Regions from separate parts of the Homo sapiens genome. Here region 2 is linked to region 1. The links are chromatin loops, found by intact Hi-C in ENCODE. Cell type or tissue: endothelial cell of umbilical vein. All regions are shown on one strand.

What was found. Peaks named below come from ENCODE experiments on the same cell type or tissue, not always from the same donor. Only the 100,000 strongest peaks of a DNase experiment are listed, where the experiment ranks them.
Region 2: it touches region 1 in a loop (5-fold over the local background); 5 of 110 quality-filtered maps call a loop at or near these places.

What each region holds. Positions count from the first base shown.
Region 1 is chr7:22,574,691-22,579,690 of GRCh38, reverse strand. No RefSeq gene overlaps it. Among named protein-coding and RNA genes, the nearest start is that of STEAP1B-AS1, 14 kb to the right of the region's middle. In endothelial cell of umbilical vein, no CTCF peak of the experiment used is centred here; DNase peaks (open chromatin) are centred at 1,480 and 1,960; H3K27ac peaks cover 3,296 bases.
Region 2 is chr7:22,630,469-22,635,468 of GRCh38, reverse strand. No RefSeq gene overlaps it. Among named protein-coding and RNA genes, the nearest start is that of STEAP1B-AS1, 70 kb to the right of the region's middle. In endothelial cell of umbilical vein, no CTCF peak of the experiment used is centred here; DNase peaks (open chromatin) are centred at 2,628 and 3,468; H3K27ac peaks cover 3,317 bases.

The DNA of each region.
Region 1 (5,000 bases):
GGACTAATACAAGTACCTTCCTCTGCTTTTTGCATGGCTGATTCTTTTTAATCCCTGGGTCTCTGCTTCAACATCCTTTCTTCACATGCCCTTCGGTAACCACCCCTGTCTAAAGGAGGTGGTTTGTTATTATCCCTCATCACCTTCTTTATTTCCCCCCAGACACTCACAGGACCTCTTATTCTTTAAAATGTTCATTTTACTGATTCATTGCTTGCTTCCCTCATCAGGCTTTTCCTCATGGTTTGATGAGGGGATGGGGGAGAAATAATGGTTCCTTAAGGCCCTGTTCTACTAGACAGTAGGCCAGATCATCAGCACCTTAGTCAGGATAAGACCTATGTAAGTTGATATTCAATTAATAGACTCAGTGATCAAAAGAGTGACTTATTTTTACACCTCAGATTTTTATCCATTCATTTTTAAATTCTGTTGAGTTATATAGTGAATAATTACCATTTTTATTAATTCTAACATGCATATTTCCTCCATCATTTAGTATCTCTGAAATTGATCTTAACAATTGATATCATGTCCCATTTTATTTGGTGGCTTTCTTTTAAAACAGTGCATAAAACTATGTGCATCTTACACACAGTGTGGATGGCATTTGGGAGTCCACCAAATAAGATAACTCTATTTCTTTAAGGCAATTGACTAATATTAATTTGTCCAGTGAAGGAACTTAGAAACACCTTGCTAGGAGTCAGCCACTGTAGTAGCTTTTCTGCAAAAAATGGCCACCAACAAACCCTGTGTACCACGCAGCTCTTTCAGCCAAGAAGTGGAGTCTTTCTTCTCTGCATGATTCTAGGTGGATCCTGAGATTTACTTTGGTCAGGTCAGTAGAATGTGGGAGAAGTGACACTGATTTCTGATCCTTGAGAGCATTTCCAGTTCCTTTGGTGAGCCAGCTACCTCAATGTAAATATGACTACTGAATGATGAGAGACCACAGAGATAGAGTGAGAGCAAGAGTGAAGGGTGGGGTGGAGGATTGGGGGGAAAGATAGAGAGAGAGAGAAAAGAGAGAGGTCCTTGGAAGAGAAGTGAGCTCCCCCCGCCATCAGCCAGCACCAATGCCTAAGCCCGTGAGTGAGGTCATCTTGGATCTTCCAGCCCCAGGCAACATGATGTGGAGCAGAGGTGAACCATCCCCACTGAGCCCTGTCTGAATTCCTGACCCACAGAATCATGAACAATTACATGGTTTTTGTTTTAAGCCACTAAATTTTAGGGTAGTTTGTTACACAGTAATAAATAACTGAGACATCAACAGAGTTAGAATTTAAGTCCTACTAACTGTTCTCTCGGTTTTCTCCAATTTGGAGCAAGCTCTCTCCCTCAAATAAAGAAATAAACTTTAATGATGTGAGCCTTAGAAAAAGTGCCAATGTTTCTCCCAGATCAGATTTCCTGGCACTAACAAAACAATCATGAAATGCTATAAGACGTCACAGTTCAAAACCAGATTCCACTGGGGGATTGTCACTTCCTCAAATCACCTTCCTACTTGCAATTATTTCTGTTCAATGTGATGGTGCCTCATTGAGTATCTGGGGCTCCTAAAAGATATTTTGCTGCATAACTTAATGTAAAACCGTATAATCACCATGAAAGCACACCTAAAAGTGTCCAATGTTTCTAAATAAGAAATGATTGCCTAGCTATGGCAATTCCATAAGAGAGCAACCTTTGAATGACAAATGTTGGCTCAAGACCATTGTTAGTAGAATGATCTGGATCTGATAAGTGTCAGAACTACTACGGCACAGGAGTGCCCCCCAAAGCAACACTCTGGAGAAATACTGAAGACATCTCCCCTGAGAGTTGGCACTTAGAATAGCCAGCCTGCTGACCAAGCAGGATATCCTCAGTGTGTATGTGGTAGTTTCTCAATCGGAAGTATGAAAATCAGGAACATTGCGAAAGGGAGGGCAAGAGCTCTGAGCGATTAATATCCTGTGAAGTGTGAGAGGGAAACTTGAGCTTTTTACTTTGCAGTAACAACCTTGGAATGGAAAGCTATTTCGGTAGCCAAGTGTGGAAAGTGAACATTAACCAAATAAAACCATGGGGTCATAAAGCTAGGAATGTGCAGGAATTCATGAGTCTGGTTTTCCTCAGCATATTTGCTCTTTCCGAAGAAATTTTCCTCTATTGCTCCATGAAATATGAGTGTGTGTTTACATTTTAAAATAAACCACATTATATCATGAGGTCCTGTTATTCCTAATCCACAGCTCAATCCATGTATGTAATCCAATAACTATAATAACTTTAACATTTCTTTAAAAGTAAACACAGGACCTTTTCCTCTGTGTTTGCCCAATCTTCTTTATGGGACACTAAAATTGAGAACCGAATATCTTCTTTAGCCTTTGACTGACACATGAGGCCTTCTCTGGAGGTAAGCTGGGGTTATAAAACCTTCCATGAGTGAGAGGCCGAATCCATCAGTCATCTCAGAAAACCTCACGGCCAGTTCTACTCCATATGAAATCTGTCTGGGCATCAATCTACTGATGGATGCAATGAAGATGTGGCTCAACACTATTCTTACTGTGATTCAGTGGAGTTTCGTACTCGGCATTGGATGGCTGCATAACATCCAGGAGAGACATAAACATAAGAAGAAAACTTAGGAATGGAATCATTATCAAGAAAAAACAAACCACAAAGGAAAGGTGAGTGTGTACTGGAAAAGTTCAGCCTGACAGATACTGCCCTAGATTCAGTGATTTGCCAGGAGGCAGAAAGAAATGTATCCTTTCCTATCAAGTGTTAAAAGCACAATATCATTTTGTCATTGTTGCAAAAACACAATGACACTCAGCAAGAAACCCCTTTTCTGAAGCTCCTGGGATTTTCCCTGGACCCTGTCAGCAGCCCTGGAGGAAACAATGCCAGATATTATAGGCCATGCTTTACAAATTCTCACTTGAAGCTTGGAGATCACTATTAGTTTTTCTTCAAATACATCTAGAAAAAGTAGGTTTCTTTCAAGCAAAGGAAGTAGGGAAATTCACACCAAATCAAAGACTCAGGGTTGAGTTTTCTGGGGCATGACCCTTCTGTCTTTTTTTTTTTTTTTTTTTTTTTTGATGGAGTCTTGCTCTGTCTCCCAGGCTGCAGTGCAGTGGCACGATCTTGGCTCACTGCAACCTCCATCTCCTTGGTTCAAGCGATTCTCCTGCCTCAGCTTCCCGAGTAGCTGGGATTACAGGCACTTGCCACCATGCCTGGCTAATTTTTTGTATCTTCAGTAGAGATGGGGTTTCACCATGTTGGCCAGGCTGGTCTCAAACTTTGGACCTCAGGTGATCCACCTGCCTTGGCCTCCCAAAGTGCCGGGATTACAGGTGTGAGCCACTGCACCCGGCCAACCTTCTGTCTTGACAGGAATAGGTTAAGGTAGCTTTGGGGGTAGGAGTGAGAGGTGTCCTTGTGATCTCTCAACAGTCCCCAACCTTTCCCCTCATAGTACCTGAGTGTTTTCCCTTCTCTTTGTGACACTCCACTGAAGGACCACCAATGAAGACTACTACTAAAGATGCAAATATCCCTGGAAAAGGAGATGGAGTGACAGGAACACTGATCCTACACCAGGGCTGAGCACAGAGGATAGAGACAAAGCAGGACCCAGGAAATGTGTATTGCAAGTTTGAAGGTTGAGCCTTTATAGAACAGTGATCTTGCTGGAACACTCAGGTGAGGAATGAGAGTAGATAGCGAGGCTGAGAAGGACAGCTGAGATGGGGTGGGGAGGGGGTGGGGAATGTCGTCAGGGGAATCAAAGATCTGAGTGAGATAGGACAAGCACAGGGAAAAGCAGCAGGCATTCAAGGAGAGGACCTTTATAGGTTGCAAAAGGTGCCCAAGGTTGTTGGAAAGGGAGCTTACAAAGGTGAATGTGGTGAATCTCTACCTGCAGGAGGAGATGAAGGGGTGCTTCTCTGTTCCCAGGGTCTGAGATTAGGCTGGAACCACTGGCCAGAAACTTAGTTTCATGGCAGGCTTCTTCAGCCTTTCTGGCATCTGCGGACTAATCACACCAAACTCGGTCACCCTGTTCATTAGGTAGTATGTCATATCCTGCAAACCACTAGATTATAAACCCAATTTGTGGTCTGCTTTCGGGGTGAGACTGTCGCTATCTCAGGTCAGATTTTTAAGGGTCAGTCTTATGGCTGCACCTAGAGCTTTGTCAGAGTCAAGCCCTCTGGGTTAGTTTAGGGAGCCACAGTTTGGTACCCAGAGTTGGGCTTGAAACAGTTGAGCAACAAGTCACTTTTCTTTATCTTCCTGTGCATTTTCAGCAGTCATCATGATTCATATGACATAGTTCCTCGAAAGACCAAGAAAAAGTCACACAATACTTCCTATTTCCTATGGTGCAGGGATACATATTTTCTTTCTTTTTGAAAAACGCTGTCGCTGTGTCGACCAAGCTGGAATGCAGTGGTGCAATTACAGCTCACTTCAGCCTTGACCTCCTGGGCTCAAGGGATCCTCCCACCTCAGCCTCCTGAGTAGCTGGGACTACAGACACATTGCCACCACACTTGACTAATTTATTTACTGTAGAGATGAGGCGGGAGAGGGGTCTCACTATGTTGCCCAGGCTGGTCTCGAACTCCTTGGCTCAAGCAATCTGCCTGTCATGGCCTCCTAAAGTGCTGGGATTACTGGCGTGAGCCACTGTGCTCCAGCCTTCATATTATTTATAACTACAGTACATAGTTAAGAATGTCTGGGACTTCAGAGTTGGAAGCATTAAGAAATATTTCTGTGATTAAATATAGATACTGGGTAATAGTGTCTGTTTCTAATTTATTTTTTAAACTATTTTTTTTCACCGCAAACAAACTAAAAGATAGTGACTTTTAGTCCTGGTGCAGTGGCTCATGCCTGCAATCCCATTGCGGGCACTGGGAGGCTGAGGCAGGCAGATCACTTGAGGCCAGGAGTTCAAGATCAGCCTGGCCAACATGGCGAAA
Region 2 (5,000 bases), 56 kb before region 1:
CTGAGACACATCAGGGCAAGCAGCAAACAGCTCTTTGGCCATTAGTGCAAGTGACAGCAGGTGTGAACAGAACAAGCAACAGCTGGACAGGAGCTCAGGGGTCATGCAGTTCGACCCCCATTTTACAGATGCAGGAAGTGGGGCCAAGGGAAATAAATGAGCTTGTCCTAGTCACACAGCTGTCAGTGAATTGCTAGGACTAGAACCCAGATCTCTTGACTCCCAATTAGCGTGTTTTCAGTTTTTCTGCCTTCCCCAAGAGGATGTCAGAAATCATTTTTTGAAGGGCTCTCAATCGGATCTTGGACTTAATCCAGGAGGTCAGCAGCCTCCAGAATTTGGACCCATTTAACCTCTCCAACCTTATCTTTGGCCATTCTGAGTTAGTACCTGCCTCATTCCTCTAAAGCTCCATGCTCTACTCTTACCTTTAGGCCGTTACATATGCTGTAGTCATGCATGATCATGCCAGGCATCCCCTTCCTTCTTCTCCCTGCTGATCTCACCCTTCAAGTGCTCATCTTTGGAGATGTAGTACTACCTCTTTCATGCCACTACTAACTAGCATTAGTCTCTCCCTTCTTTAGGTTTTCATAGCATCTGTGGTCTACACAAATGCAATTTAGGCTTGATTATATGCTACCTTTGTTTTCTGGAATATTTCTGTTGTACAACTGAGCAAATCACTTAATGTCTCTGTGCCTCACTCGATGTATTCACTAATAAAAAAGGAAGATTCATAAATCATCTCTAAAGATGCTTCCGTATAACAATCTATGTCTCCATAAGATTTTACACTCCTCAAGGAAAGGGACTCTTTTTTCTATTTCTGTTGAAATTCCCTTAGTCTACTTGTTCTCAGCTGGGGACAAATCTGCTCCTTAGGGACATTTAACAATGTTTGGAGATATTTCTTGGTTGTCACAGCTGGGGAGGGAGGTGCTTCTGAAATCTAGTGAATAGAGGCCAGGGACGATGCTAAACATTCTACAATGCACAGGACGGCCCTCTACGAAAAGGGGGTTTTCCTGCTCAAACTGTCAATAATGGCAAACTTGAGAGATTCTGCCTTAGTCTCTAAGCCAACACCATGAACATATAGTAGACACTGAACAAATACTTTTGTCTTTCATTCAAAGAGGATTATCCTCATAGAAGGAATGCTGTCAGATATGGAGCTGTCAGGGGAATGAAGAAAAGCAAGTGAGCACTCTTGCAAAACAAAATGCTAAGCCAGAGAAGAGAATCTAATTTTCCTTAGTCAAGAGGCAGAGTAGGGAGTACTGTAAAGAAGAAAATGTTGGATGGATGAAAGCTGAGAGCTGAGAAGTTATTTACTTTGTAGGAGGTGTTGACTTAAATAGCTCATCTTTTAGATATCTCTAGGGGAATAGCTTGTGATTGTGGTAAACAGTGGTAATAACATTGGAATACGTGAAGGAAAGTTCTGGGAACTATAATTTATGTTGTCAAGAAGACTTGTGTTTATAAGATCCTTATTCTTACCTTCATTTGAAATAAAGTCTGGGTGATGAAAAGTGTCTTTAATTTACAAATGAGGCAAGGAAATTGGTTCAAAGGGCTCTGAACACTGACCCCCCCAAAAAGACTCTTTTTTCCGTTCCCTATTCAGGATTTTTGGGGATGGGGATGATGGATGACTAATTGCTTTCAGTGACTCCTCCCAGCCTCTGCCTTGGCTGTGCTTCCAATGTTCTTCCTCATCATGCCATGTCTGCCTTTCTCCTTAGGTTATAACATGCAAGGAAACCAATTAATTACTTCTTTGTCCCCCATCCCCTCTCCTCTTCATCATTTAATAAATATAATAGGAAATATCCTGGGCATAAAAAATAGAAAGCTCCTGAAAATGTTAGGATTGGAGGGAAAATCCATGACCTACAAATTCTCTTGAGATGGATATCATTATTCTCAACCTCTCGGAACACTTGGCAGGAGATTCCATTATTAGTTCTCCTTGCTACCAGAGGTATTTGGCAAGGTTTTTGTTTAGATTTCTTTTGGGGAAGACATGCTTAAATTAAACATTGAAATTCATGAGAATATTTCAGTTCCTTGTAAACTTTTCTAATCACACTTCAAGTGAGGTATTATTTGTGGCTTCTCAATGAGGAAAAGTTCTCCTGAGGGGAACTTCCAACAGTTCATTTCAGCAGGTCTCTGAGTTGATGGTCAAATGCAGTGCATCATATAACAGGCTGAAATAGGTATATAAGCAGTACTCAAAACCACTTTTAATGGCTTAGATTCTTCTCTGTTGCATAGGATTATAGATTGGATCATAGAAAAATGAGTTCTCAGCCAGTGATACCTGGATTCCTTTTTCAGTGTTTCCAGTAACAGAAAAGTAAAAGAATTGAAGCACCTCTTTTTTTTTTTTTTTTAACTTTCCTGTAAAGGTTTTTTGGGAAAACATTCTGGGGCAAGGACTGAGTGACTGTGGTATAACCAGTGTACAGACCTATGTATAATAGAAATTTGATGAATAAGTGTGGCTCATTTGCTGCCACTGTATTTTTTGGCAGATGAATGCATGATATCTCTTGGTAAAATGGCCCAGAAGAAACACAGGAAGGAGTTATGAAAAGATAACACCCGTAAGTGTGACTACACATTTTGTGATCCAGTCATCATTTCTGTAAGTCTGGAATTTTGTTTTTGCACGCTTCTTTAAGGTTGCCTTTTCCACCTTCCATCCTGTTTCCTTAAAAACAGCAAATAACAATCTACAAGGAACTGAGTGTAAGAAAGTTGAATTACTACTATAAAACCTCTCTGTTGGTGGGCCCCTGCTTGGGATTTTTTTTCTTCTTCCCCCTTTTGTGATCACTTAAAAATACAATCCCAAAAGAGTTAAGGCAGCTCTTTGTTTGGTCTCTGGTTTTGCTTTCATAGGTCTTTTATCTCTGTGTGGCTGGGTGCAACTGAGGCTGGTTTTACAAGAAGCTACCAATAAATCTCAGAATGGGAAGAGATGAGTAAACTCTTACTCTGAAGGCAGAGTTTGTATAAGGGAAGAAAGGGAGATCCCTTTTACATTTTATGAGAATGCATTATTTAGCGAGGCTCTATTTGATAGTTCTCCTGATTCCTTATGTGGGAAGGTATGGCTCAGTCCCTAGCTACTTCTTATACTCCTTAGGAAAATGGGTTTGCTCAGTCATTGATTTTTGAGCATTTCACTTTAATTCTGTTATTTTCTTGAATATAGAAGGTAAAACCTTTTGCAAATAACTTGAAGAAGAATGTGGTAGGCAGAATTCTAAGAGGGCCCCAAGATTCTGGACCCTCCTCCATGTACACATCTCCTGCATAATGGATATGATGCAGGACCATGAGTGTAATGGAGTTTACTCCTGTGATTAGGTCATGTATATGGCACAGTTTACTTACGAAAGGGGGATGATCTGGTGGCCTGACTGAATAACATAAGCCCTTTAAAATCAGAGAGTTTTCTCCAGCTGGTGGCTGACAAGAAAGGCAGAAATTTGACACAGGAGAATTTGACATATTTTTATTGGCTTAAGAAGAGAAAGGGCCACGTGGTAAGGAATGTAGATGACCTCTAAGGGCTGAAAGTTGTTCCCAGCTGGCAGAGTTCAGTCCTACAACTGTTAAGGAAATGAATTCTGCCAACAGCCAGAGAGCATGGAAAAGGACCCCAAACCCTAGAGGAGAATGCAGCCCCACCTTGATTTCAGTCAGGGAAGATCCTGAGGAGGGAATTCAGCTACACTATATCTAGACTTCTGAGCTATGAAAATTATGAGATAATAAATTTGTGTTTTAAGTCACTAAGTTTGTGGTAATTTGTGACACAGTGATGGAAAACCAATATGAAGCAGGAGAAAGCTTTTGGGAGAAGAAAGCTATGTAAAACCAATATTCTCATGTTTGGTTCTAAAACAAAGTCATTGTGATGGTCAATTTTGTGTGTCAACTTGGCTAGGCTATGGTGCCCAGTCATTTGGTCAAACCCTAGTCTAGATATTGCTATGAAGGTATTTTGTAGATGTCATCAACATCTACAATCAATTCACTTTAAGCAAGGGTGATTACCTTCCACAATGTGGGTGGGCTTCACCAATGAGTGCTGGTTTTAAGAGCCAAAACTGAAGTTTCCCAGAGAAGAAGGAATTCTGAGAGACTGTAACATCAAAATCCTGCTTGATTTACCAGCATGCCAGCCTGCCCTGTGGATTTTGGACATGCCAGCCCCCACAATCCTGTGAGCCAATTCCTTAAAACAAATGCTTTCATGGATAGCCTGTTGGTCCAGTTTTTGTGGAGAACCTGGACTGATACAGTTATAAACTCATTTTCCCTTGGGGACTACACAAATGGATGAGGTGTGTTGACAGTTGATTTGACACAATAAGGAATAGCACTTGACACTCAGCTACAACATGGTGCCCTCTCAAAGGCAGCAGCTCATACACTGGGCCACAAATTGTAACCAGCCAGGAATACACACCAGGCACTGCCAGGTCTTTTGATTTTTTTTTTAAGTTTTTAAAGCCAGAAATCCAGAATTTTACTCAAAATTGCCTGAATTCTAAATGTAGGCTATTTATTTAAAAACATATATATTTTTAAAGCATCATATGTACCACAAGGAAACAATCAGACATGTTCAGAATATGAGCTGTCTTATAAGACACACTACCCTGGTCTCTTCAATAAGTCAAAGTCATTAAAAAAAAACAAGAACAACAAGAAACAGACCAGGGCTGGGAGACTGTTGTAGATTAGAAAGATTAAAAGAAACTAAGGTGTGAAGTGTTGAAGTGTGATAATGTCTGTAATTTATTTCAGAATTCCTTTCTCTCCCTTACTCTTTCTCTCTCCACAAAAACACACACAGTAAGATATTAACAATGATTGAATCTAGATACCAGGTACGTGTGTGTTTATTGTACTATTTCTTGTATTTTTTTGTATGTTTGAAGCATTTTATAAGTAATTTTTTAAGCCACTTA